5 separate regions of the Mus musculus genome follow, and all the other regions are linked to region 5. A link is a loop called in an ENCODE intact Hi-C map of the cell type or tissue named here. Cell type or tissue: left cerebral cortex. All regions are shown on one strand. Links, peaks and the distances in the headings refer to the core of each region. The heading gives the core; the rest is flanking DNA. Region 1 has its middle 6.2 kb from the start of A630077J23Rik. Region 2 overlaps Reck (reversion-inducing-cysteine-rich protein with kazal motifs). Region 3 has its middle 7.0 kb from the start of Olfr159. Region 4 overlaps Reck (reversion-inducing-cysteine-rich protein with kazal motifs). Region 5 holds the start of Ccin (calicin).

Region 1 (6,336 bases), core at 713-5,712, 240 kb after region 5:
TTTTTTCTTAGAGAAATCAATTCCAAGGCTGAGTGGCTAAGGGTTATTGTGGTCCTCCATAGGACCTGTAAGGTTGGTTACTTTGGGAAGTAACTTTTTGATAAACCAAATGTTAAAATGATTCTAGTTAGTTATTCTTAGTTTATATCTGTGAGCTTTTTGTCTCCTTAATGTCTGTGTACCACTTATGTGCCTGATGCTTACTCTCGGAGTCTGAAGAGGTGGGCCGAGCTTGAGTTTTAGACAGCTGCAAGCCTCCATGTGGGTTCTGAGAATCAAAGCCTGCCTGGAAAGGCAGCCATGGTCCTGGTTTCTGAGCTGTCCTCCATCCCATTAGTTGTATCATTAGCTGAAGAGTTCCACCTGGTGACCTTCTGAGACGTGAGTCTCAGACAGCGTGCCACCAGCACCTCTGGGCATACACCAAAGAAGTCACTCTGACCCCAAGTAAAACCCGGTAGTTTGCCAATATTTTCACCAGTTAGGAATTAAAGGAATTTAGTCATAGGACTTGAAAATAAATTGAAGTCTCTTTTTAGCCATATTTTGTTTTTAGTGGCGACCAAGATCTCATTCATCGCAAAGCCTTTTCCTAGGCATGAATGCCTGTGTTTGAGCCAGGAATCACAAGCGATTGACTATGACCCAGCACAGGGTGGGGTGGGATTCCTGGCACCTTTTTTTTTTTTTAAGTAAAGGAAAAAACAACTGAGCAGAAATTGTTACTTTCAAAAGCTTTTTGTGGGAATGGAGATGAAAGAGACTAGTTTTTAAAAATTCCCTTATTGCAAGAATTATAAACATGATTGTGTGATGCCAAGAAAAAAAAAAAAAAGAGTTCCAGGTCAATAGTCATGTGACTTAGATTTTACCTTTAGGGGGATTAACTAACAAGGCAGCTTTAGTTTGCTAACTTTTTAATCTAATGGGCTCTGGATTCAAATGTTTACTTTTGAATTCTAAATATTTGCTTTTGCTGAAGCTAAGCTGAATTGCCTGAGCATCGCAGCCCATACTGAAGACCAGTCTGGTTGGAGATCGACACAAAACCTACTGTGGACCTTTAAGCAAATGTATTATGAATCACTCCCTTTTAGTGGATAATTTTACCATTATATAGAATAAACTTGAAATTTTGAATTAAACGAAATCTTTTTTTAAACTAAAATTTTAAAGTTATCTTACAACGTAATGGGTTTCATTAGGCACACAAATCAAGTGACGTGAATGAATAAAAAGGCTGGCTATCTTATCTGAAAGAAACTCTGGGGCCAGAAATTCTCCGTTTGGCCTATGGAATCCCAAGCATTTAATTTAACAGGGCCTGCTGCGTCAAAGACGACCAGGCGCCTTAAGTTAACTTGATTTCCTGATAAATAATAAATCCTTAAAACACTGGGGATCCTGTGGTTTTCTGCTGCTCTAATTGAATAGAAAATATCAATGACAACAGTAGTAACAAGAGACCAAAGCTTTACCTTAGAGTGCCCCGAATCCCTGCTGAATGTTGATTTTTCCAACATTTCTCCCTTTATTTGAGAGATATTTTTATTCCCCTGAGCTCAAGCACATTGGATGGGGCAGGCAGAAGAGGGTGTCTTATCCCCTAGAGTTAAGGGGTTGCAGGTGGTTGTGAGCTGCAGGACCAGAGTGCAGGCAACTGAACTGGCTCTGGAAAAACCGCCAGGCTGAGCCATCTCTCCAGCCCCGCCCCTTACTTTGCCCGCGTCCTTGCACCTGTCTAAGGGCCCTCCATTATTTCTCATTTGTTTAAATTTTCTTTATGCTCTATTCACAAACCTTTCCTTTACAAGATCCAAATGCATTTAAGATTCGATCCTCTGACCCTTCTCAAAATAATAAGCTACTTTATGTTCCTGCTAGAGTAGCTCACAGAGCACTGAACTGAGAGTACAAATGAATCCCCCACCCCCACCCCCACCCCCACCCCCACCCCCACCCCCACCCTCGGCAAGGTCCCGGTCTGCGAATCCCTCCTCGGCAGCCCCAGCTCTTGCTTCCACAGATAAGCAAACTGCATGAGCAGACAGCGTGTCGAAGATTCATTCATATCCAGGAAGTTCTCCTATTCAGTTCAAATCCCACCTCTCTTGGTTTCGAACCAGGTCACTCTGGCACAACCAGATCTTTGCAAGCTTATAGTGGTCAGTTATGAATATAGGAAAATAAGAATGAAAACTTATGTAGAAAATTGGGCTCTCGCTTGAGAGTTGATTGTACTAAGAACTCATAATTAAATGTTTTAAGACGTGACAACACTGTTTTAGTTACACTTAAAATAATAACATCATTCTTAGAGCTATTCAAAATGTTTGTGGGTTGATAGAATTTCAGGAATTAACTTTGTAACTATGAGTGAGGTGCATGGGAGAATACACCAGATAACTGTGCTGCAAGTGGCCAAACAACAGGTTCATGTGAGTATATCAAACTCTGGGAGGTTTTAGTGCTTTTAGCGGGTTTTTTTGTTTTTTGTTTTTAGTTTTTTTCCCCCCTCTAACAAAACAAGACTTACAATCTCAGCCCTCAGGAGGCTGAGGCAGAAAAATCCCAAGTCTGCAGTCAGCCTGAGTTGCATAGTGAATTCCAGGCAACCTTGGACAATTTAGTGAGACCCTGTTCCAAAAAGCAGAAAAAAAAATAAAATAAAATCAATTTAAATATTAGGAGTTATTTAATACCTGGTGGTGGAAGCAGAGGCGGAGGCGGAGGCGGAGGCGGAGGCGGAGGCAGAGGCAGGCAGATCTCTGTGAGTTCAAGGGCACTCTGATCTACAGAGCGAGTTGCAGGACAGCCAGGGCCACACAAAGAAATCCTGTCTTGAAAACAAACAAAAGTTATTTTATATGTACAAGCACCTGGAGCATGACCGTTAAAAGAGAAAGATTTGGCACTTGCTACATCATGGATCAACCTTGAAGATGTTACATTGGATGAAATAAGCAAGTTGCAAAAGGAATGAGAGCGACCCTGCTTACAGGAGAGAAACCTAAGTGTTTAATTCAGAGACAGAAAGGAGCATGGTTGCCAAAAACTGTGAGGAGAATTACCTCTGAATCGGCTCAGAGTTTGCGTAGGATGGGCACGGTTATGGAGACGGTGGTGAAGGTTATGCGGTGTTGAAAATGTTCTGGGTACCACTGAACTCTCCACTTAAGTGGAAGGAGATGTGAGAGAAAGATGCCGCTCAGTGGGAGGTGGCCCAGCAGCTACAAAGGCCCGTGTTCAATCCCTGCTAACAGGGAGAAGCAGTTAAAATGACTAGTTGTTGTGTTGCACATGACTTACCACAGTTTGTAAAAGACGTAGGGATTACAGAGATGGTTCCGTGGTTAAAAAATACAAATAAAATAAGCCTCAAAAAAAAAAAAAAAAAAGTTTAGAGGGAAAATTTTTCCTGGTTTCTCCAAACTGCACAAGTGTGTAGCTCTCTAAATGTACACATAGTGGCCTCTAGTGGCCACTTGAGTAAACTACAGATCCTTAGAAGGTTGATTCAGAGCAGCCATGTCCTTTATTTCTCCATTATCAGTGGTTACTAGATTTCCATAATCCACCGCCACGATTAATTTTTAATGACAATTTGTATAATTTTTCCAATATGTAATGCAACAACGATACCACCTACGACATAACAGAATAAAGTGCATTCTGTGCTTGCCAAAAAGTGAGGGTCAGAAACCTGTGTCGAAAGACTCTATGTAGAGGGCTGGAGAGGTGGCTTGGTGGTGAAGAGCACCGACTGATCTTCCAAAGGATCCACGTTCAATCTCCATCACCTGCATGGCGGCTCACAACTGTGTGTAACCCTAGTTCCAGCAGATTCCATGCCCCTCCTCTGACCTCTGAGGGCATCAGGCACACACACATGCTACACAGACATACATGCCGGCAAAACATCCTTTGCAGCCCCCACACCACTCCCACATTCCTGCATCTGGATATTGCTAAGGTCTTTTACTGGTCACAGGCCATTACTAAGCTCACGATTATACCTGATACCCTACTAGTGGCCATTTAAAAATAAGAACTAGCAAAAGAAAGTGCTACAACATGCTTCTTTAAATAGCTAGAACTGAACCTGGGACCTTCGCACACTAGCCCAGTGCTCTAGCATTAAGCTTTTAACCCCGACCATCTTGGCTTTTTATTTGGGGGGGGGGGGATTCATGAAGTTGCTCCTGCTGACTCTATCTAGCTCACTCTGTAACTCCTGAAATCCTCATGCCTCTGTCTCCTGAACAGCTGGGATTACAGGCTGAGTCATAAAGGTGAGCTTCTAGCTGACCTTATCCAGAAATAATGCACTCAACAAACTGGAGTAAGTGTTCCGGGGCTGAGCAGAGGACTTGGACTTTGTAGATGGGGTTGGGGAGAGCTGATTTGGAAAGAACAGGCTTATAACCCTGGCCTTGTGGCCCGGTGGCTTCGAACTGCTTCAGCCCTAAGAATAAAGTTAACTTCGTAAGTTTATACACATAACACACACAAATCCTTTGAAAGCTATCAGGAAAAATGAGCAAACTTTTGAAAGCCACAAAACAGCCCTTCAATCAGTCATTTTGACAGGTGGCTCTGTTAAGCTTGTCAGTGGATCTGAGTTTTAACATGTGTGAACTTAGCCGGGCATGGTGGCACACTTGGGAGGCAGAGGCAGGCAGATTTCTGAGTTCGAGACCAGCCTGGTCTACAAAGTGAGTTCCAGAACAACCAGAGCTGTATACAGAGAAACCCTGTCTGGAAAAACAAATAAACAAACAAACAAAACATGTGTGAACTTTCCAATAATGATTGCTGCTGTTCATTCCCAAGAGTCTCAATAGTCACTATGGGACTACTTGGTAAAGTTATAGGTGAAGCAGAGAGAGAGGCTCGAGTCGGAAATTACTCTAAAATCTGAATAATGCGTAAGAGTAATATTGATTTCAGAGGCAAAATCTAGACGAGGGTGAGTGGACAAAAATGTTTGATCACTTAAAAAGAAAGCAAAAGCAGTGATATAGATCCACAAATCTATATCATCTGCTGTCGACCCTGGCAGCCTGAGTTCAGACCCCTGTGCCCATAGTAGAAGGGAGAGGCAACTCCTGAATGTTGTTCTCCAAACTCCACACATGCACACAGCGCATGCATACACACAGCACATGCACACATGAGCACATGTCCACACACGAATTAATCACACACACACACACACACACACACACATTGCAATTCTTTTTAAAGGAAACAAAAGCCAGGCATGATGTTGTCAGCATATAATCTCAGCACTCAAGAAGTCAAGTCAGGACGATCATGAATTCCAGGCCAGCCTGTGCTACATAGTGAATTCCAGGCCAGCACCAGCTTCAGGGTGAGCTCCTAGATTCAAAACAGACAGATAAACCAAGAATAACACCAGCAAGGACAACCTCCGGGAAGCAGGCTGCCCCTGATAGGATTGATGGCTAGTGTAAAGTTCCAGGCAAACTCTTAATACTTTATTTAGTCTGAGCTCTCTCCCTCAGTACACAGCACCCAGACCAAGACCACCAGATGGAGCAGTTGGAGCATTTGTGTTGTAAGGCTTACTTTTATTTTTAAAATGTTTTCTTTTAAATATTGTTTGTGAGATCTTTCTCCATTTTTAAGTAAATGTTTAAACCTGGCCTTTATTTTATGTAAATCCCCTCCACTGTTTTTGAGAAAGAGGCTAATAATTCCCAGGCTATCCTTGAACTTTTTTGTTTTTTTGGTTTTTTTTCCATTGTTGTTGTTATTGTTGTGTTATTTTTGAGACAGTCTCACTATGTAGCCAAGGCTGGCCTGGAACCCACAGAGATCCTCCTGCCTCTTTCTTTTGAGTGCTGAGATTAAAAGTGTGCATATAGGCTACCACCACACTTGGCCTGTTTTGTTTTTTGAGACAGGGTCTCACATAACTCTGAGCGTGAATTTCTGCTCCTCCTGCCTCCTTCCCAGGGTTTGGGATTGCCAGCTGCCACCCAAGCACCCGCCACACCCAACTCGCCCCCTCCCCCCTCCCAGCTCACAATCTGGAAACTTTCTCTGGAGCCACAGGCTTTGAACTTTTTTAAAGCAGCAGACCCTTTCCCAAAACAAAAAGCCACTGACTCGGAAATATGGGGGTGGGGGTGGGGTAGGAATTTTGCTTTTCTTTTTGTTTAGCTTTGAAACCTGTAAATTTTTTTCTTTAAGAAGAAAGACAGAAATGAGTCTCCATCTGAAAGAGATAGAAAATAGAAAATAAGCCATAATTCTGACCTCAACTTTCCACCAATTTGCAAATTGGTGCAAATATCTTGGGTGGGGTGA
Region 2 (5,000 bases), core at 1-5,000, 76 kb after region 5:
AGGCGCATGTATGGAGGGGATGACCATGCTCTGACTTCTATTTGCTCTTGTAGAGTATAAAACATTTTTTAGAAAATAAAATAATAAGAAACACTCGGACTTACATTATTTCCTGTAATCACTGCATTTTAGAGTTGATGTGACCTCAGAAATGACCTCTAATTGTTCTCAAACATGACTGTGCAGTGGAACCTCCCAAACTTCCCAGCCTATTCCACATGACAGAAATCTACATTTTACACACCATTTCAAAGATAACTTTCATTTAGTCTTCTTGTAACCAGAGCTTGGGAAACTCCCTGGCATTTTACAGAGGGAAGCATTCCGTAGGCAGAAGAGGCCTGTACTAGTTCCCAGAAGTTGCTAAAAGCAGAGTCTGAGATCAGAACCAATTTTTCTAGAAGCCATAGATTATTGTTCAGAATGTCATACCCTGTTTAAGTCATTGTCTGAAAAATAAGGGAAAGCAGGAAAGAAAACAAGAAAGGGGCAAGAAACATAAGAAACAAACGAAACAAAATAACAACAAAGCCAAAACCCTTCTTGTCCAAAACCATTAGGCTATCCAGGGCACGTCAGCTATGAGTTAATATCATTCATAACTGGAGGAAAACAGCTCACTGAAGTAAATGTGCAAACAGAGAGCATGGAAGGAAAGCAGATGTACCGTGACTGCCAAGTCCAGCTAAGGGGCTGGGCTTAAAGGACCATCTTTAGTTGGGCATGGTGGCACATGTTTGTAATCTCAGCACTTGGGAGACTGAGGCAGGAGGGTGTTGAGTTTGAAGCTAGCCTGAGCTACACAGTGAGCTTGAGAACTTGACTCAAAAAAATGAAAATCAAACAACAAAAAATACAAGTGAAAAAGACCAGCGTTACCAGCCTTGGAAACCCAGCTTCAGAGGCTTTGCAGCATGGTGGTACCACCTGTGACCCATCACTACAGATGGTCAGGTGGGAGGTTTGTCACTGGTGTGAAGCCAGTCTGAACTACATAGTGCATTTCAGGCCACCCTGGGCTACAGTGGAAGACTGTTCAAACAGCCAAGAGAAAAGTCTGTCTATATTGTTGGTGAAGCTGCATTGCATCGCCTCTCTCTACCTAATGATATTCCATTGTAGGAGTAACCCTCAGTGGAGTTATTCATTCAAACCAAAGTAAGTTAACAAACCAACCAACCAACCCACCCACCCACCCACCCGGGTCTCATGGGGAGGGACAAGGAATCCGTTCAGTGTGCGCTGTTTCTGCAGAGCTGATAGGCCAGTATCAACAGAGGGAATGAAGAGCCTCTCAGTGTTCTGCAACAGTGAACTGTTTTGTATGTCTCCTCACACGTGTTCTTTGCATTACTGCGACATTTCAGTTACCCATCTCAGACAACCCTCCACTGGGGTTCACCAGCCCCAGCAACATTTATAAAATCAAATCAAATCAATATTAAAACTAGTCTGCAGAGGAACAGCCTCCATCAGAGATGACTTGCCGCCTAGGGGACACCTGACACCCACGCTCATTCTCTGCTACTGAAAGTGCGGTGGAGCGAGCACTCATTAGCCTCTGTGAGTAGAGGCCATAAAGGTTGCCGAGTACAGGCAGATGTCCCAGGTCTCTAAGGACCTGGATGGCAACGTCAATCATACCAACTCTCTATAACCCCACCTTAATGCTTATTAATTTGTCCAAGCTAGATTTTTAAAATTTGACCTTATAAGCAAGAGACATATCACTTCTAGTCTAGTCACTTAGCTTAAGAGGAAGGCACTAAAGGAAATAAAGGCTCAGGTGTCAGAGATCCTCCAATTCAATATCCTTATGTGACTGAGGTCACAGGAGGGAGAAACAGTTACAGAAGCCAGTCTTCCCCACAGGGCAAACAATGCAAGGTTTGCAAACTGTTGAAGGAAAAGGAGGACAAGCCCGTCTTCTGTGATGTCACCTGCACAGCATAGACATCCCCCAAGCAACTGTATCATTTCATTAGTGTTCAATGATAGCCCTTTCATACGTAGGTTTTCCTGAATGTGTTGAATGAAAACTTGATTTTTTTTACACAGAAGCACCATTAATTTTAACATATTACTTCTACATCTTTACTCAGTCTATGGTTTAAAAATATGTTTTGTCTGGGGCTGCAGAGATGGCTCAGTGGCTAAGAGCACTGGCTGCTCTTCAGAGGACTAGAATTCAATTCCTAGAACTGGCATGCAGCTCACAGTCGTCCATAACTCTAGGTCCAGGGGCTCTGACACAGTCATACATGCAAGCAAAACACCAATCCATGCAAAATAGTTAAATAAATAAACTATTTAAGATATAAAAATATGTTCTGTCACATTGGCAATGTGATAAAGTCGTTATTCTGCTACACCCATGTTGATTGTTATAGACCTGATCGTATCCAGCTTTGATAAGAGCCCTATGTTTGTTGTAAGTAATCTTCATTCTTTCCGAAGTCAGCTGTTTTCAAACTCGAATTCCTCCTGCCTCAAATTTCCAAGTACAGGGATTACAGGGTGTGTCACCATGCCTGATTATCAGCAACTCTTCTCGATGCTTGAGCTACTGTTGATTATTGATAGGCCACAGGTGTGTGTACGAATTATAGCATTAGTTTGTATTACTTCATGTCTTAAATCACTTCTGCTGGTGTCTTAGCTAGTTTTTTTCAAATGTCTGATCGCCATCTGCTGGCAAGAACAGGAAGTAAGTGTTCACATTCTCTACTTACGAGGCCTTCTTTGACCTGCTTACCATTACCACACCCATGGGACCTCCGCTGAACAGCTCCCCAGCTGTTTTTAACATATAAAAACTACAGTGGTACTGAAGTGAGGGGATACCACACCAGAAACCCAAGAACACACCAGTGTACTGAGGCTGACAGGATCCTAAGATCAACGTGGGCAACAGGGTAATGATTTTAAAAATAAAACCCTACCTAAGAAAGCACTATTACCCCACTCCAGGCCACAGCTTTGACTGATCCTCACTCTCACCTTACTTTCTCCTTAGGCTGGGAAGGGGTTCCCTCCAGGTCCCAGTGTGGATCCTGCAGGCTTCCAGCAGTGTGCTTGCTCACTCTCTCTAAGACTATATGGATTCTTCTTCCCTGGACTAGACTGCAAGCTTTTGGCAGACAGTGGCTCATCCCTGAGAAAGCTGATATACATGCACTGGGGTGTCAGCTCACTGCATCATCAGCTCCATGAATACAAGGCAGATACAAAGACAACTGCAGAGCTCTGCTCCAGGGACTCAGGCCAGTATTAACTAAGATATACTTAGGAGATACACACACTCTCTCTCTCTCACACACACACATACACACACACATACATACATTTTTAATTACCTCCAAAGGGAGGTAATACTTTAAATCTATCTCCCTTCCCTTCCCTTCCCTTCCCTTCCCTTCCCTTCCCTTCCCTTCCCTTCCCTTCCCTTCCCTTCCCTTCCTTTATTGTTTTTTAAGACAGGGTTTCTCTCTACATAGCCCTGGCTGTCTTGGAACTCACTATGTATATCAGGCTAGCCACAAACTCACAGAGACCTCCCTGCCATTGCCTCCTGAGTCCTGGGATTGAGGTATGTACCGCCACACCTGACAGTAGATAACTCTTTAGGGTATAATAGTTAGTGATCCATGGGAGATGATTTGGAAGAGGGGATCTGTTGGATTTTATTTGATTATATCTGGGAAGACTGTACTCAGCAAGAAGTGTAGAAAGATGACGACTGTGTGTTTTGGTGTGTGTGTGTGTTGCATGCCTTTAATGAATCTGTTGTTTAAGGCCAATCTGGTCTACATAGTGAGTTTCAGACCAGCCAGGGCTACATAGTGAAATCTTATCTCAAAAAGAAAGTTGGCAGAGAAGATTCTAGAATTGTCATTAAATAGGAGTAATTAAAGATATGGGGTCTGGGCTAGGGAAGTGGCTTCGTGATAGAGCATGATACCCTGGCCTCTACTCCTGGTACGACAAAAACAAACAACAAAGCATGAGAAAATAAGCCACCCAGAGAAAGGCCATTTAAGACGAGACAAGATCTCGGCTAGTCTGATACGACCAAGACCGTAGGCATACTCTTACACAGCTAAGGTATGGACGAGAAAAGAAAAGAACCAGGAACAAGGACATCAAACAGGAGTTTCTCCTAGGACAATGCTAAACAACAGAGCAGTGCACCCCAGCAAGTCTTACTATGGTAAGCCAGTACTGCAGGACCCAACAGGTTTCGCTCTTTTTGGAGCTCATCAGCTGCAGGTAACGGCCAGATCTGATATATACACCTCTGTGGAGGGTCACCATTCCTTAAGTTTCCCATCACACTCTGCTATTTACTCCAACAACTCTTGGCACTTCCTCAGTGTGAACTGATACATACTTTATATTTAGACTCTTACACTTTGTGTATGTGTAAGAGCAAGTGTGTACCCACTAGGGATCGAGCCAAGGGCTTCTAAGCCACATCTCCAACCTGTGTACTTTTATTAAAATAGCCAAAAGCTGTGTGAGGACAGCACAGCTGTCCAAAGCCTATGCTGTTAGCTGTCCCACCAGAACCACTGCAGCAGACTGACATTACACTACAGCTTAGGGGACCTCCAGCTGCCAGTGACATGGCTGGTTCTGCTTTTTCTGGTCCCTTAGACTGTTCCCCACCTCCCTTCTTTTATGCTTCTAACACAAAGTAACTCTAGAACCACGGTTAATTTGATGCAAACACATCTTTCAGCATACATTTACTGAATACTCGCTGCGGACCTGGCACAACCCCAGCAGGCATAAACAAACACATACTCAACACTGGCGTCCAGGGCAGAGTGAAGTGCACGCTAAAGGTGGTAAGAGTGGGTGAGGACTACATACACATTTCCTTTCTATACAAAAAACATTTCTGGGAACCGCAGGAAATAGATGGCTGTAGAAGATGACATGGGAAAGACTTGATTACATGCTATTCTCAACTGTGAACCACATGAATAATAAAAAAA
Region 3 (6,336 bases), core at 682-5,681, 220 kb after region 5:
CATTGTTCTTAAGCTATAAACCTATTAGGGGGAGTGAGATGGCTCTCCTAGCCACAGGCTCATCCCTACTCACACAAGGAACGAGAAGAACCAGAGGACACAGAAATTCCCCTAGGACTCTCACCTGCCAGGTCTTATTTTCCTGAAGATCTAAGAAGAGACAGAGAGAACTCTCTACCCAGAGGTCTTCTGGGTAAAGATAGTCTAACAACTTAATGTCATTTTAACACGGCCAAACTAAGCTACTCTTTGACAATTTATGGCAGCTTATGGAACATACTAATAAATTAAGGTTAAGCCAAGTGTGGTAGTGCACACCTGTAATCCCTGTACTCTGGAGGCTGAGGCAGGAGGATTGCAATCTGGAGCCAGCCTGGGCTCATAGTGGGACTCTATCTTTTTTTTATATATATTTTATTTCTTTACATCTCAAATAAATATCTAATTATGATAATCCAGTAGAAAACTGCACAAATGATTATATTATTTTTAAAAATATGTTATTTTTTTTCTTTTTTATTACGTATTTTCTTCAATTACATTTCCACTGCTATCCCAAAAGTCCCCCCCACACACACACACACTCCCCTACCCACCCATTCCCATTTTTTGGCCCTGGCATTCCCCTGTACTGGGGCATATAACGTTTGCCTGACCAATGGGCCTCTCTTTCCAGTGATGGCCGACTAGGTCATCTTTTGATACATATGCAGCTAGAGTCAAGAGCTCTGGGGTACTGGTTCGTTCATAATGTTGTTCCTCCGATAGGGTTGCAGATCTCTTTAGCTCCTTGGATACTTTCTCTAGCTCCTCCATTAGGGGCCCTGTGATCTATCCAATAGTTGACTGTGAGCATCCATCCACTTCTGTGTTTGCTAGGCCCCGGCCTAGTCTCACAAGGGACAGCTATATCACCGTCCTTGCAACAAAGGCTTGCTAGTGTATGCAATGGTGTCATCGCTTGGAGGCTAATTATGGGATGGATCCCTGGATATGGCAGTCTCTAGATGGACCATCCTTTTGTCTCAGCTCCAAACTTTGTCTCTGTAACTCCTTCCATGGGTGATTGTTTCCAATTCTAAGAATGAGCAAAGTGTCCACACTTTGGTCTTCGTTCTTCTTCAGTTTCATATGTTTTACATATTGTACCTTATATCTCGCTATACTAAGTTTCTGGGTTAATATCCACTTATCAGTGAGTACATTTCATTTGAGTTCTTTTGTGATTGGGTTACCTCACTCAGGATGATGCCCTCCAGGTCCAACCATTTGCCTAGGAATTTCGTGAATTCATTCTTTTTAATAGCTGAGTAGTACTCCATTGTGTAAATGTATACATTTTTTGTATCCATTCCTCTGTTGAGGGACATCTGGGTTCTTTCCAGCTTCTGGCTATTATAAATAAGGCTGCTATGAACATAGTGGAGCATGTGTCCTTCTTACCGGTTGGGACATCTTCTGGATATATGCCCAGGAGAGGTATTGCGGACTCTATCTTAAAACAACAAGAGGCCGAGGTGGGCAGATCAGAGGGAAAACCAACCACCATACAAACATGAAGACTTCAATTTGGATTCCCTGGACCCCAGGACGTCAGGTGGCTGTGGTGGTCTAGGAGACAGAGGGTCCCTAGTAAATCGGTGTGCTCTAGGTTTGAGTGAGAGATCCTGACTCAAGAGGAAGATGGTGAGGAAGATGCAGGGGGAGGGGGCAGTTGAAGAAGACTCCCAGTGTCAACTTCTGGACTCACACACATGGATGCACAGATGTACACACATGCACATGCATGTACACCACACACACATATACATGCAAGAAAATAAAAAGAGAATATAGAATTTGGATTTGACATTGTCTGTATTCCAATAAATACATATATTCTGAAAAAAGATTGGTGAATGAGCAAGAGGAAGGGGGCAGAGAGAGAAAAAGGAAAAGGGACGAGGGATGGAGAGAAGGATAGAGGGAGGACAGGAGAAGGAGGGAGGAGAGAAGAATGGGTTGTGACTGAGTATGTCTGAGTGCTTTTCAGTGACACTTCTACAAGTTCTTTTTCAGAAATTCTCAGCACCTTTTGATAAGAGTCCACTGTGAATGTCCAAGAAGGTAAAAGCCGGTAACCGCCGTGGGTACCGCGATTCAGCACTACCGACACTGAAAAGCAACTTCTCACTGAGGGGCATGAGCAGTTAGCTTGATCCCTCTCGGTTCATTTCTCCACATATACCATTACCCAGTGTCATAGTTGCTGTTCTGTTACCATGATGAAACACCACAACCAAGGCAACTTATAAAAGGAAGCGTTTAATTGGAGGTTTGCTTACAGTTTCAGAGAGTGAGTCCATGAGTGTCATGGCAGGGAGTGTGGCAGCAGGCAGACATGGTGCTGGAGTAGTAGCTGAGAGCTTAGGTCCTGATCCACAGGCAGCAGGAAGACACAGAGCAAGGGTGGGCAGGCTTTCTGAAACCTCAAAGCTCAAAACTCAGATATCGGTGACACACCTCCTCCAACAAGGACACACCTCCTAATCCTTCCCAAACAGTTCCACTAACTGGGGACCAAACCTATGGTCCTATGGAGGCCACAGTCGTTGGAATCACCCGCACCTAGGCTACTATAAGTAGCTACATAAGTCGATCAGCTACTATAAACAAGTGCTTGGCAGATAGCACAGCAGAACCAGGGATGCTACCAATGATGTAATTGTATTGCTGCTAAGTGCCTCATGATCTGCAAAAGGGAGTGAGAATAGTCCCTGCCTATAACAGTAGACACAAGATGGATAAGAGGGTCTGAGATGCTGATGGGGGATATGTTAAATTCTGAGAATATCAGAAGAAGACACACACAAAGAGAAAATTTAGAAAGTAAATCCAGTTGTAAGAATATATATTAAAATTTTTATTAAAATTATATTTAAATCCTCTGAAGTGTTGTAAGAATGAATTGCCTACAATAAGCATATGTACACACACACACACACACACAGAGTTTAGAGATAGGACTCATTGTAACCCAAAACTAGTTAAGGATACTTCAAAGCCCTGATCCTTCTGCTGACACCCCCAGAGTGTTATTATTATGGACATGTAACACCCGGGTCAGTTTTAGAATGTTCTCCCTCTCCCTCTCCCTCTCCCTCTCCCTCTCCCTCTCCCTCTCCCTCTCCCTCTCCCTCTCCCTCTCCCTCTCCCTCTCCCTCTCCCTCTCCCTCTCTCTCTTTCTCTCTCTCTCTCTCTCTTCCCCTTCCCTCCCTCCCTTCCTCCCTTCCTTCCACCTTAAGGTGGGTCTCACTATGTAGCCCTGGATATTCTAGAATGTAAACCAGTCTAGCTTTGAACTCACAGAGATTTGCCTGCCTCTGCCTCCAGAGTTCTGGGATTGCCTGGGCTAGGATACATGCTTTTAAAGTAGAACTTCATTTTCTTAACATTAGTTTATTAAGCTCTGAGTTGTAGAGTCAGCCTATTAAACAATGTACCACAGCGAATGCACAAGCCTGACATCTAGTGGCCATTCCAGCCAAATTCAGGCATTTACAGAGTCCTGGCGTGAAATTCAGCAGAGGTTCATGTATGTAACTAACTCATTAGAACTCTGTCCAACGGCCCTGACCTGCTCAGCCTGCATCGCTTCACACCTCCAGCGAAGGGCAACTCAGTGTTTCTAAATTATAGCTGCTTCATTCACGCCACCCAGCAAATCTTCCTGGAGTTGTAAAGATGTGCTCTCCGGTAGCTCCAGCTTCCAGTCCTCGGTCAGCTTTGTGCCTCTACACAGTAAACTCCGGATCTCTTTCCTTCTGCGTATGAAGGCAGTCCCGCTGATTGTAAGTCTCTCCCTCTAGAGCCCCAGCACCTCCATTCGTGCTAAAATCTCCTGGTATCTGCTTAATGCCAGATGATAAACAGGACACACCAAAACCAACAAAAATACCTCCAATCAGGGTCAGTGGGTTTGTTTGTGTTGTTTTCTCGAGGTGTTTCCTTGTTTTGTTTTGTTTTGTTTTTTTCCTAGAAGCCAGTCTCCAGAGAAATGTTTTATGAACAATTCCAAATTTAAAGTTTCTCTCCTTTGGTTGAAACATGCAGTGCAGGGGCTGGGGACAGAATTTGGGGGGGGGGAGGGTTGGGGAGGCTCTCTGCTCAGCTGAGCCTTCACGCTCACCCCAGGTCTCTGTTTTACTACCAACCTCTAGTTAGATACAAGTAACCACTGCAAAGGAAAAAAATGAGAAGTTTTGTAAAAATAGCTGAGACATAAAATAGAAACTTTGGGAGAACATAGTCTAGCGATAAGAACAGGTCGAGTTAGTCAATGAAGACATATGCCCTAAAACTCAAATTAACTGAGGAGAAATTGAAAGATTTTCCGAGTTCCCCATCTCAAGATGTTCTAACTTCAGATGTTTCTACAGATTAACATCAACGGGGGAGGGGGGCATTCAGGGAGCAAAAAGCTTTAAGATTGTCCAAATTAGTTCAGAACACACAAAAAGATGTCTTCCAAACTCCTTTAACCAAGTCAGCAGAGCACAGTTACCAAACATGATAACATGAGCTCTTACTCAGCGAGCTTCTCCCAACCCTCCATTTATTTTCAGTGTAAAGTGGAGCCATCAAGGACATCCGAGGCATAATTCTCTACACTCCTAGGCAAAGGGAAGGAAATCACCTCAGTAGACTCCCAACGTTACTTGAAAAGATTAAAATAAACTTTTGAATTTTAAATAGTTTTCATAAAATATTGATAATTTTAATAGAAATAACTGGATGTTTCTAATATGCTAGGTTAGGAATTATTAGCCAGTGCTTGCTCAGAAAGTAAATCAGATTCATTAGAACTTAACAATAATGTGGCCACATCTGCTGGTACAACCTGGGGGTCTTGAAATGATTCCATATTGACTGGGTTCATATTCTCTGAAGTTAAAGAATTAAAAGGCAGGAAAAATCTGAGTCAGAACAGGTGACTGTGGAGAAACCAAGCATGCACGCACGCACCCACACACGTGCATGCGCACAGACACACAAAAAGACAAAAAGACCCTCCGAGAAGCAGACAGCAGACCCCAAAAGTGGAAAAACCCAGTTTCTTCTCCAAGTCTGGAGCCTTAACATCTCTGCAGTTTTCCTCCCTATTCTAGCCTTGGTTAGTTTGAAAGCAGATAGGATGATTGACAGACCACAGAGATGCTGTGTGACTTGCCCTGGCCCAACTTTGAACTTGTTGAGCCAGCTTGGCAGCATGCTGCCGGGATTTTTGTCTCAAGTCTAGAGGCTGAGGAAGAAGTTGGCCATCTCTGAAATTCCCCATCTTTATTACCTAGCCACACCCCTCCTTATCCAGCTGCCTACCTCGGAGTCCTTCTAACTCCTAATCTCTCATTTGAGGGCTCGCCCAGGACAACCAACATATTACAGACTGAAATCCAAACTAAAGAATAATTTTAATATTGATAGCTTACATATTAATGTGTTTATGCTCAGTTAAAACTGGAAATTCGCCCCAAAAAGAAAATTTTTATTTTATTTTTAATTATGTGTCTACTTGTCTGTCTGAGTGTGGGTTTGTCCATGAGTACAGTGCCTGATGAGGCCAAGAGGGGGCATCAGATCCCTTGGAGCTGGAGCAGAGTGGTGTGAGCCTGAAGTGTGGGCTGGGAGCTGAACTTCTTGCCTTCGGAAGGTGATGTGTGCTCTTTGCTGCCAGGCTCTTCCTCCAGTCATTGCTCTGTGTTGTTTTTAAAGACAGTCTTATATAGCTCAGGCTAGCCTTAAACTTGCTATGTAGCCAAGGCTATCTTTGAAGTCATTGTCCTGCCTTTACTCACAAAGCACTAGAATTACAAGTGTGCACTCACTCCCACCTGTACCCCAAGCTTTCAAAAAGAGTTTTGTTTTGTTGGATTGGGGATTGTTTTGTTTTGTTTAGGCTTTTTTGTTTTGTTTTTGTTTTTATTTTAGTTTTTGTTTTTGTTTTTTTCGAGACGACAGGGTTTCTCTGTGTAGCCCTGGCTGTCCTAGAACTCACTCTGTAGACCAGGCTGGCCTCAAACTCAGAGATTCACCTGCCTCTGCCTGCCAAGTGTTGGGGTTAAAGGTGAAAGCTACCACAACCTCCCCCCGCCCCCCACCCCCTCCCCCCACCCCCAAAAAAAAAGGAATTTTTAAAAGCCGCAGGGAACTGACAAGATGGCTCAGCAGGTAGAGGCTGCCACCCACCAACCTCGGCAACCGAGTTCAGTCCCAGGTACTGCATGGTGGAAGGAGAGAACCAACTCTTGAAAGTTGTTCTCTTACTTGCATTTGTGGACGTTGCATGCACACGCATGC
Region 4 (5,000 bases), core at 1-5,000, 56 kb after region 5:
GCCCTAATTAAATGTTGTCCTTGTAAGACTTGCCTTGGTCATGGTGTCTGTTCACAGCAGTGAAACCCTAACTAAGAGAGGTAGTAATAATAACAATACCTACACAAGGAGGGACTCAGATGACTAAGAGATAATGTGAGGTAATGTGCCTGGCACACAGTCAGAGCTCACGGAGATTAACACTCAGGCCCTTCTCGGGAGGCTTCCAAAAGGGCACTTTACAAGTCCTAGTACTCCCTGGTTGTGGTGGTGCCTGACTGTAATCCTATCACTCAGAAGACAGAGGCAGGAGGATTATTGCACATTCAAAGTCAACCTGGGCTATGTAGTGAGCTACAGGCCATCACAAGATCTGACTTAAAACAAAACATTTCCAACCCCCCCCCCCCTCAGCATTCTGTAAAGATTAGAAAGTACTGTCCTGGAATATAGGATGTGTAGATTGTACTCTTCAGCAAGAACTCATCTAGTACTCTTTGTGCAAAGTGAAGACAACCACGTTCACAGCGTGCTAAGACCAAACACTAGTATCCTCGAGACTCACTTTTTCTTTTTCCTCCGACAATACAAGACTTCTGGAGGTCGATACAGTGCATTTCCATACAGTTTTCCAAGAGGCCACTTTGTCCACAGGAACAGATCTTGTAGCAACCAACTTCCCCTGCAGAGGACGGCACCTGGATCAGTGTCCCCTGGCGGACGATGAAGTCAGAAGCTTCTCCCAATTTGCAGCCTGTACAGAATACAGACAAGAACAGGACGATGAACTGATAATATCGTCCTATGACAATGAATCACATTAGACATACTTCATGCTAATAAAGTCTTCCAGGACTGTGTAGCTGTTAAAGATTGTAAGAGTATGTTACAGAGTTGGAGAGACGGCTCAGCAGTTAGGAGCACTGGCTGCTCTGCCAGAGGACCCAGGTTCATTACTCAGCAACAATGTGGTGGCTCACAACCTTTATTGCTCCAGTAGACCTGACACCCTCTTGTGGCCTCTGTGGGCACTACACTCACATGGTATGCATATATAGTTGCAGGTAAAACACTAAAATACATGTTTTTAAAAAAGGTTATGTTATAGAACTTTTACCAATATAAGAAATTGATTTTGCTCACTGGCCAAAAGGTATAACCTCTCAAATGAAAATTCCATGTCTTACGCGTGATTAAGGACACATACCCCAAATAATTTAGTACAAAACTACTATGACGATACATAGCTTTGGCCAAGTACAGAAATATACACCTGTACTTCCAGAACTGGAAAGCTGAGGCAGGAAGATGGCTTGGGCTACTATGTAGTGAGACCTTATCAAAAAATAAACAATCAGAGGCTGGAGAGATGGTTCAGTGGTTAAGAGCAATGACTGTTCTTCCAGATATAGGCTGTCAGCATCTTTATTCAACCAGTAGTTTTAAACTAAGGAGCAAGGTTACACAGCATCACTTGGTGTACATGAGGACTTCCTCATCCCTGGGGGCCACCAGACCCTGGGAGCCAGTATTGAGCATTACAATACCTAGCAAGAGATTAAATCTCAACATATGTGTCTTTGTTTGCATAAATATACTTTTTTTGTGTGTGTGGAAAACCCTTAAACATTACATAAAAAGATAGCACAGAAAATGTCCTTGTAGCCCGGGTAAAGACCCCTCCTCTAAGGAAGTGCCAGCACATGCCCCATGTGCATACGGCACTCACAGTGCCATCTCTTACCTTGAACACAGGAGTATGGAAGGCAGGGATCTGCAGACGGACACCCCTTCCGGTTCACTTCACAGAGCTCGTTGGCTGGGCAGGGGTTTGGGTTACAGGGGTGAGTCACTTCTTCTATGATGTTTCCTAAAGCACTTGGCCCTGAAAAGCCCAAAACTGATCAGTGTAATCAATCTAAAAGAGTAGCGCATCTTTAAGTTACCCGGATCATCATGACTGGAAGAGATGGAGAGCTCACAGGCAGAAAGTAAGGCCTGAGTCTAACCAGCCCTAACTAAACATTTGGATTTCTTCATTTGTCAGCTTATCACAATGTACCCAACCATTCACTTACTAATGGGGACCTACAATACAGTTGGCAGGACCTGGGTACTAGATACACTAATGAACAAAACAGACAAGCTAACATGGAGTTCCTATCTGGAAGAGAATAAGATCAACTCAGATAACTTCAGTGGCCAGCAGTTCAGAGATGGGACTTGCCTGGGCTATGGTGATCAAATACATGTTTATGTGTTGAATAATAAATGGCCATCTGTTATGGAGACCCACAACACAGTCATATCTACCTTCCAACATCCTGCCAAGGGAGAGCAGCATTGCAAGCACATGTGGTATTTAAGGAGAGTGCTGCTGTTCATGCTGGAGTGTTGTCTCGTTTCCTTCCTGCTGAAATCATTTTCTCCAACACACACTGCTGTAGGCTGCTAGCATTGTGAATTAGCAGAGACAGAGGCTGCGGGAGCCTTCTCGCTCAGCCCCATCACTCTGGGCAGTCTTACCTAGAACTTGGGAGGGGATCTTCCCAAGGTCACAGGGGCAAAAGCTAGGGCATGTTCCATAGTCTCTATCCTGAGAGCCCAACAGATACTGCCTGTTATACACTCACCACCCTTTCTTCTCTATTTGTTTAGTAGATCCTGTTTTTATTCAAGGTGGTCATAAACCCAAAGCTAAAAAGACAACCCTTCCAAGTTTTCCATACACTTATAAGCATCCCCTGAGATTATAATAGAAGGTTCTTCACCTCCCTTTTGCCAACTAGAGTGAGTTGGATAAAGTGCCAGCATCCTTGGCAGGCCAGCGAAGTGCAGGGAACAGAGTGAGTGCAGGAAGGCTGAGAAGCCTGCATTCCTGATGCTGCACCACCATAAACATCCTGGCCTACTTGCTCTGAGTCTTCCTGTGCTTCTAACTGCTCTGTTATTGGCAGTTGGGCTTAATCCTAACTGGAAAAGCAGCAAGTAGGCTTTTCTGTTGGCCAGATAGTTTATGGCACTGGCGCCCCCTGGTGGCGGCCCAAACACTTAAGGGCATGGCCTCACTGGTCTCACTGCTAAGGAGCTCTTTGTGCAATTCCTCCCTCAAGGAGGTACCAACCTACTGCTGTAGCTCTTGGCAGAAGTGTCTGTCAGGAAGAAACTCAAGTAGTAAGACAAGTTCCACTTCCCTGTGCGAGCCCAGGGGAGAGCTCTTTCTTCCCTTCTCTATTTGGTAAGTGTAATCCAGGCCTGCTCATGTTCTGATATATGGATGACAAGAGCTGACAGTTTCCTAGGGGGAATTCCACGTTCTGGTCACATCATGACTTCTGATGACATTGTCTTCCGCTTCCATCTTTACAGTTCCTGACTGGCAAATAGTTCATCTTTCCTCCGAAAGATAAACTACAGCTTCTGCTTACTCATTTTAAGATAGCAATGACAACTTGACAGGGTCTAGTCACTTAGGGGACAAAATTCTGGACCCTCAGGGGAGAGATTAGCCCTACCCTATTGGATGGCACCGTTCCATTAGTTAGGGGCCTGGACTGAAGAAGGGAGCTGAGCACAGCCTCTGCCTCCGAACGCCTGATGATCCTGCTTCCCAGTCCTGTTGCCATGGTTGCCCCTGTACCCTTGAACTGTGAGCCAAGTAAACCCTTCCTCCCTTTAAACACTTTTGTTGGGTGTTTCTTGCCACAGCAACAGAAACATAACGAATGCAGATGGTATCTTCAAACAATAGTTCCTCATCCTAGGCAAAGAACAAGAGCAGAGACCATGAGAGAAGCCCTTGAGCTCTAAACTCAAACCCACGCAGTCCTTACTGAGGTACGTGTCCAGAGGGATACAGCTCTCCAGGTCATCTGCAGGGGACAGAAACTCACAGATACTTTCAGCTGTGTGTTCTTCAGGGAATTTATTCTGGTCTCCACATTTCTTGAGAATCTCTACACAATCTGATCTTGAAAGAAAAAAGAACATTTTGTATTCATGGTTCTGTCTCACGTTGTCTGGTCAAAGCTGTGTTTCTTAAACCTCTCAGAAGCGTCCATTACCTGCTGAGCTTTCCCAGCAGTCACAGGGACTTCCAGCTACACAGTAAACTTCCAGCTACAAAGCCTAACTTCCTGTAATCTGAGACTTACATTTATTGCTCCAAGCATGGTGTCGCGTCTACCCCCTTTAAAAGGAACTTGAGCTGGCCAGTCTGCTTTGCAAACTGTAAGCCATTTTCAAGGCCCGAGGCGGTTGCCTCTGCTCTCCTTCCTTTCCTCCCTTTCTCATCTTAAGATCTTTTAGTTATCACTGTGGTGTTTGGCTTATAATAACCAGAGAGTTTCCAACATTTTTTTTTTTTTTTTAGTTTAGGGCTGGAAAGCTGGGCACATAGTTAAAAGCACTTGATGCTCTTGCAGAGGACATGGGTTTAGTTTTTAGTATCTACATGGTGGCTGAAAACCATCTGTAACCCCAGTTCTAGGGGTCTTCTGACCTCCGTGGGTACCAGGCAAGCATGTGGTGCATGCATACATGTAGACATAAGACACACACGTCTTTCCTAGTTTTTCTTAGTTTTGAGGAAGGCTTGGCTCCTTAGCTGAAGGAAACCTTCATGAGCACATCCTTCCCATGTGTGACCTCTGACTTATTATCACATAGTTAGACCTCAACCTCTCCCTTATTCAGCTCATTCTTGAGTCATGTCAGAAAACTCATTAAAAGCCAGGCATGACAGCTCATACCTGTCATCTCTGCTCAGGAGGCTGAGGCAGGAGGATTGCTATGAGGTCAAGGCCAGCCTGACTATAGATAGAGTAAGGCAGGAAGACTCCAAAATCAAAATTAAACCAAATAAGAAAAGTTAAAAAATGATCTGGACGGTAATTAATCTGAACTGAGCAGCACTGAGCCGCACACCAAGGGTTTAGGGCTTGGTGTGGACTTGGTCTTGGAAAAGCAGACGCCTGGAGAGCAGCAGAGGGCTGTGCAGTGAGGGTCTGCTTCTCCCACCA
Region 5 (6,336 bases), core at 570-5,569:
TAATTAATCTACCCACTGTAGACCACCAACCAGAGACCCCATCTCTGCTAGTTACCTCCATTGAGATATTAACCCTGAATCCTATCCATCAGGAACATGTGTAGCCCCAAGCATTGACCCCCCACTAAAAGGAATCCAAAGTCACATTCCTCCCTTGCTTTCTGTCATTAAATTGTGAATAATAATGCATTTACTTATTCTCCCACTTAAAAAGTTGTTTAAATTCTTTGAAGAATCTTGCAAGGCAGCTTGGCTAGACAGCAGGCAGGACAGTCCAGTGCCTCAGGTGGGCAGGCAAGGGTCTGCCATTCACCTATCTTTTGGTCCAGCAAGTAAGCATTAGGATTGATGGTGTAGTCCTTGGTCTGGACATCGCTGGCTGTGGTGACACCCCCACATACAAATACCTTGCTGTCTCCAATGGAGCAGATAGCATGGGATACATCCAAGGGACAACTGTTGGGCAACAGAGGTACTGAGGTTGTCGACTTGTTGGCCTTGATCTTCTGTAAGTTGATTTCCACGCTCTGCCGGTGGCTGTGTACACGAAGGATGTTGTCCTGATGGAACGAGAGCAGGGGCCGGTGGTTGAATTCGATGGGGAAGGTGATACACTGGACCACTTCCCCCGTGCAGGTGTCAAAGCAGTCCACTACACCGACCCGGGAGATGTAGCCCTTCACCAGGCATCGCCCAGTGACAATGTACAGGTTCCGGTCACCCTTAGTGATGACTGCTGTCCCGTCCATAGGGATGCTCATCTTCCCCGCCAAGCACCAGGCTTCCTTGCGTTCATCATAGCGATAAATGTTAGAGACGTACCGGCGTGGGGCAATGCTCCCACCCACTGAGTAAACTGTTCCCCCGCAGGTCACCATGGTGTGGAAGACAAGCCCAATGGGCAGGTCAGGTAGCTTGGTCCAGGAGTTGTCGTCCATGTCATACCGCCACGCTGTCTTCAGTCCTGAAATCTGCTCAGTGGTGCCACCGGATATGTAGATGTAACGGCCAGCAGCAGTGGCACTGAGCGCGGCTGCCCGGTATGGCATCTCTGAGAGCTTCAGCCACAGGTTCTCCTGGATGATATAGGCAAACACCCCATCGTTGAACTTACCGTGGGCCTTCTGGCCACCCAGGATGACCACCGAGTCAAGCAGGGCCCCTTTCCGCTGGTAGCTCAGCAGGCTGCACGGGCGCTCCTGCTTGCGGTCCATCAGGACACTTTCGATCAAGGTCGCGTGGGCAGAGTTGTTCTCCAAGCCAACCAGCTTGTTGCTGGCAAACATCAGCGTCTTGTTGGAGACCGCATTGAGATTGATGTAATTGAAGAACTTCTTGAAGTATTTTTCCCGCTCCTCCTTCCGGAAGTACACCCAACTGATGAGTGCGCTGAGCGCCTGGTCCTCGTTGAGCACGTGGAGGTTTTCATCCCGGAGCAGGCGACCGAAGATGACGGGTGGGCAGCGCATGAAGTGCATAGAGCCCTCGGGACTGGCCCAGAAGTGGAAGTTGTCACGAATGCCAGAGTAGGCCAAGTCTGATACTTCTTTGAGCTCGAACAGCTCAGCCAAGAAGAGGTAGCGCAAGCAGTTGACGCGGCGAATAGACTTAATAAGGAAGTCATTGCAGTGAATCCGAAGGCGTGGGGTATTGAAATACTGTGCGCCCCGGAGCAGCTCCTCCACGTTCTGCTCTGAGATCACCACTTTGCCGCTGTAGAAGTAATCCAGGAGCTGGTCCACCGTGGCTGGGCTCAGGTAGTTGGGGTCGATGGTGATGTAGAGTTCATCGGTGGTCTTCATGTCGTTGCTGGAGATGAGGCTTTTCACTAGTGGAGAGACGGCAGCCAGCACGTTGCGATGTGCGAAGAAGACATGATGGTCCACAGTCAGGGCCATGTCCCAGTACTCTTTACGCTTCCTCTGTTTGTTCAGGTTTTGCAGCACAAAGCTGTTGTAGTTTTTCTCTGTGAATTCCAGTTTCATGGTGCTTCTTGTTGGCCGAGACAGAAGATTCGTAGCAGGTACCGGAGGGCAGACTTTTCCAGGCCTTTGGGGTTTGTACTGATGGTTGTTTGCAGAGCAGCTGACCAGAGAGGAGTGGGCGTGGGAGAGAGGGTGACGTCATAGAATGGATGAGGTCATCATAATGTAGCCCCCTCCCCGCCCCCAGGCCTTTCTCTCCCCAGAGCTTCAGAGGAAGCTCTGGAATGGGGCCACGGTGTCCCCCTGGGCCTTTCAAGTCACAGTCCTCGGCTTCGCCGGGAATGTTCGAACTGGTTTGGGTGGGGCAGAGAGCAGCTGTGGAGAGGGAAAATTTAGGGTGGGAGGAGAGGTTACCATGATCTAGAAGCCTCCCTTTTAACCAGAAGGCTGAAGTCCTGCTGAGGAAGGACTCCCCCTGTCACAGAGGCAGTTAGAGGCAGAGCAAACCTGGAACTCCCACAGTGTGGGGCGTTACAACCCTTTCACCCCTTCAGGAAGTGGGGACCAGACAGTTTTCATGGTTCAATTCTTAGGCCCTGAAGGCCCTTTTTTCTACCAAGGTTCCTGGACGTCTGAGAAGACAAACCCTCTGGCTTCTGATCTCTGTAGTCAGAATACAGTTTTCATGGAGAAGTGGGTGACACTCACTGGAGCAGAAATGGAGGGGCCAGCCAGCCCTAGGAAGATGGGAGGACTTGGAAACGCCAGTACCAGGTTTCCAACCTCCCATACCAGGTTTGGAAACTTCCCATACCAGGTTTCCAAGTATCTAGTAAAATGCTGGGGAAATGCCTGATTCGGCCTCTCCACTCCGAGTTTCTTAGACCAGTTCACTCAGGCCTCAGATTCCTCTTCTGTGAGATGAGAATACTCGCTTCAAAGTGCAGCAGGCACAGCGCTTAGCTTACAGCAAACGTTCCAATAAATGCCAGTTCTTGTTTCTTAGTTGATATAACCACAGCTGTGGGCATCCCCGAAGCCCTCGACGGGTTATAGGAGCCTGCTTCGGCCGCACGGTGGCGCTGCAGGGTCACCTCCTGGCCAGAAGCACGCCGCCTCCGTGCTCAGCTTCTCCAATGGCGTAGAGAGGAAACTCACCCGCCCCGGGGCGTCCCTTTCTGCCTGCTTTGTCCCGCCTAGGGCTCCTTTGTGTAGGAGCGACTCTGAAACTCATACGTCTGGACCCGGGGCTCACAGTGTGGCAGACCCACACCTGTTCTCATTTTACAGATGTGGACAGAGCCCGGCAATGGTGTATGACCAAAGCCACCCTGGGACCTCTTAGGAAGAACCGTGCCATATGGTCACTTGTACTGGTCAGGAGGACCTGACTGCAGACCCCATCTCCACTGTGGGCTCCAAGCCTCACTCCAGACCTTCTGGTCCTCCTGAACGCCCCTCCCAGAGTGACTGTCAGCTCCATACCCACCACTCTCCAGCCCTCTTGCTGGCTTGGATTCTCATTCATCTTTCCATCCCACACCTAGCCTTTTCCTTATCTAGGAACTTGGTAATTTAAAGTTTGTTTGTTTGCTTGTTTGTTTTTGTTACAGGGTTTCTCTGGGTAGCCTTGGCTGTCCTGGAACCTCTATGTAAACTAGGCTGGCCTTGAACTCAAGAGATCTACCTGTCTCTGCCTCTCAGGTGCTAGGATTAATTGAAGTTTTGTTTTTTTTTTTTTTTTAAACAATTATACTTTAATAGTGAAGTTACACATCTTGATACCTGACTTCTGGGGCAGATAGTCTCTTTGGATGTGATGCCTGTGAAGGGGTTAGAACTTCTGTCCCCCTGCTTGGGGTACTTAGGTTCCAGCCCCACTTCAAAGAACTCCCTATGTGGCTGAGCTCAGTTCCCCACTACCTAGTCTCTCTCTCTGTCTCTCTCTGTCTCTCTCTCTGTGTGTGTCTCTCTCTCTGTGTGTGTGTCTCTGTCTCTCTTTCTCTCAGGGAATTTCAGCTCTGCACGCTTCTCCAGGTCTCATCACCTGAGAAACAGGGGCCACTTGGCCAGAGGAAGCATCGTGAGTCTGATAAGGATGCCTGAATCCAGTGGCATCCTGACTGTCAGACCCCACTTCCTGGGACATTTACCGGAAGCAGAAGGTCATCAGATCCCAGAGCACCAGGACAGAAATGAGCTCACTCACCGTATGCCTCCAGCTGGAGATCATGGAGGTCTGGGAGGATCTGACAGACCTGACTAAGGCCTGGAGAGAAGAGGCTTGTTCAACCGGAGAGCATTTGCCACAGTTTCCGGTCTTAGGTCTTAGTTGCAAAGCTCCCATCCTCAACAAACTCAAGACTCAAAGAATCCCATTACTCGGCAGGCAGAAGCAGGAGGGACTCTGAGCTCAAAAGTTTAAGGTCAGCCTGGGCAACATAGACCTTAAAACAAAACAAAAATTGGGGTGTGGTGCTCCACATGTGTAGACCTTAAAATTAAACAAATAGTGGGGGTGCGGTAGTCCATATGTGTCTCAGATTTCGGAAGGCCTAAATTTAGGCCAGCCTGGGGCAACATAGTAGACTGTCTCAAAGTTAAAAATGTAAAAGCTCATTAAACTGGGCCGGGGACAAAGCTCAGTGGGTAGAATGCGTGCCTGTCACGCACAGAGCGGTAGGTTGGATCCTGAGAACCATGCCAACTTGGTATAGTGAGCCATGCCTCTAATCCAAGCACTCAAGAGATAGGAGCAGGATGATTGGAAGTTCAAGGTCCCCTTTAGATATATAGTCTTTAAGTTCTAGGCCAGCCTGGACTACTTGAGATTAAAAAACAAACAAACAAACAAACAAACAAACAAAAAGAGGTGTTTGCACAGTTGCTGCTGAGGTCGCTCTGTAGGCAGAATGCCTGCCCAGCAAGCCTGACCACCCAAATTCAACTCCTGGAACCCACACAAAGGTAGTCGGACACGGTGAGCCCACAAAGTTGTCCCCTCACCTGCACACTCTATATGCAGTTTTGTTTTGTTTAGAGATGGTGTTTTGGTTGACATGGATGCATCTGGAAAGAAGGAACCTTAGCTGAGAAAAATAACCTCATATTGGCCTGTATGCAAGTCTGGGAGGTAGGTGTTGCTTGACTCAGGATCAGTGGGGGAGGGCCCAGCTCACCGCTGCTGGTGTCATCCTTGGGCAGCCAGTAGACAGCACTCCTCCGTGGACTGTTTGAGTTCCTGCCTCTAAATTCCTGCCCTGCCCTCCTCAGTGAGGGACTGCTACGAGAAGTGTAAGATGCAAGGGCCCTTTCCTCCCTAAGTTGCTTTTGGTCAAGGTGTTTTACCACAGTAATAAGACACCTACAACACGGGGTCTCTTTATGTAGCCCTGCCTATTCTAGAACTTGTTAGGTATCCCAGGCTGGCTTGGAACTCATGGAGAACCATCTGTGTCTGCCTCTGCCTCGGCTGAAACTAAAGGTGTGCACCCCTATGCCTGATCAATAAAATGTTCTTTACAGTTAAAAAAGGAATGAGCCCAGGGCAGGAGAATTGCCAATTTGGAGTCAGCTTAGTCTACTACCTAGCAAGTGCTGGGACAGCCAGGGCTACTCTGTGAGACTGTCAGAATTTGCAAGGGAAGGTGGGTGTGCCTGTGCCCATCTGCTCAGCCAGTGTTGCTCGCTGGCTCTTCTCCAGTCCTGGAAAGCAGCTTTTTCCTTAGTCCCAACCAACTGTGGAACAGACGCCAGCTTCGAGAGTGGCTTCATGCCAGCTCCTGGTTCTATGCAGACATTGGTACTCCTAGGGATGGGCAGGAAGTTCAATGGCTGTTTGCTTGGTTCAGCCAGGAAAGGGCTCCTGCCAGGTCTCCCACTTTCCTCCTGCCCTGATCAGCATTTTCCATTTATGGGATTTTCCTGGGAAGGAGACCCTAATATTTTAATTTTTATAGATTGACATCATCATATTGCAAACCCTTAAAGATAATTAGGGCATTTTCAAAGATATACAGAATTACAAGCAGGAAGCTCAAGATAGCTTCTTGGTCTTCAAAGCATGAAGCATGGTACTTGCCCCTAGAGCCTCAGGTTTGCAATCAACGGTCTTACCTTCCTTTCAGACAGATTCTCTATAAGTTGTCCAGGCTGGCCTTGAACTTCCCATCGTCTTGCGAATAGCTAGGATTCTAGGCTCACCTGCCTTTACCATTAATAACTGAACTACAGAACATATAGCTTAGGTTTGCTGGGCCTCTATTTTAAACTCGCACCATTGGTACGTTTTTCAGTTCCGCCAGTAAATTCTCTCCATGTGTCTGAGCTCAAATTCCTTGTCCCTGGTATGCCCTCGGATCAGGTAGTCTATTCATCTGTGAGCTACTAGGTCACATGCTTCCAAAAGTAG

The links. Hi-C counts contacts between places; a loop is a spot of excess contacts. Peaks named below come from ENCODE experiments on the same cell type or tissue, not always from the same donor. Only the 100,000 strongest peaks of a DNase experiment are listed, where the experiment ranks them.
Region 1: a loop joins it to region 5, with 2.6 times the contacts of the local background. A loop is called at or near these places in 9 of 42 quality-filtered maps.
Region 2: a loop joins it to region 5, with 7 times the contacts of the local background. A loop is called at or near these places in 16 of 42 quality-filtered maps.
Region 3: a loop joins it to region 5, with 1.9 times the contacts of the local background. A loop is called at or near these places in 5 of 42 quality-filtered maps.
Region 4: it touches region 5 in a loop (9-fold over the local background); 39 of 42 quality-filtered maps call a loop at or near these places.

Annotation. Positions count from the first base shown.
Region 1 is chr4:43,742,508-43,748,843 of GRCm38, reverse strand. No RefSeq gene overlaps it. Among named protein-coding and RNA genes, the nearest start is that of A630077J23Rik, 6.2 kb to the left of the region's middle. In left cerebral cortex, for the core only: CTCF peaks have their summits at 3,476 (motif pointing left) and 5,536 (motif pointing right); a DNase peak (open chromatin) is centred at 3,485.
Region 2 is chr4:43,904,359-43,909,358 of GRCm38, reverse strand. The region is part of intron 6 of Reck (reversion-inducing-cysteine-rich protein with kazal motifs); the gene reads right to left. Among named protein-coding and RNA genes, the nearest start is that of Reck, 31 kb to the right of the region's middle. In left cerebral cortex, for the core only: a CTCF peak has its summit at 2,694 (motif pointing left); a DNase peak (open chromatin) is centred at 2,692.
Region 3 is chr4:43,760,819-43,767,154 of GRCm38, reverse strand. No RefSeq gene overlaps it. Among named protein-coding and RNA genes, the nearest start is that of Olfr159, 7.0 kb to the left of the region's middle. In left cerebral cortex, for the core only: CTCF peaks have their summits at 3,516 (motif pointing left) and 5,603 (motif pointing right); a DNase peak (open chromatin) is centred at 3,517; H3K4me3 peaks cover 315 bases.
Region 4 is chr4:43,924,010-43,929,009 of GRCm38, reverse strand. It overlaps Reck (reversion-inducing-cysteine-rich protein with kazal motifs), which reads right to left. Exons shown (of 21, transcript NM_016678.2): 12 at 3,813-3,949; 13 at 1,724-1,864; 14 at 545-733. Among named protein-coding and RNA genes, the nearest start is that of Glipr2, 31 kb to the left of the region's middle. In left cerebral cortex, for the core only: CTCF peaks have their summits at 994 (motif pointing left) and 3,007 (motif pointing left); a DNase peak (open chromatin) is centred at 3,010.
Region 5 is chr4:43,979,244-43,985,579 of GRCm38, reverse strand. Ccin (calicin) reads right to left here and starts at 2,076. Exons shown (of 1, transcript NM_001002787.2): 1 at 47-2,076. The coding sequence starts at 1,985. The coding sequence ends at 219. In left cerebral cortex, for the core only: a CTCF peak has its summit at 2,996 (motif pointing right); a DNase peak (open chromatin) is centred at 3,014; H3K4me3 peaks cover 406 bases.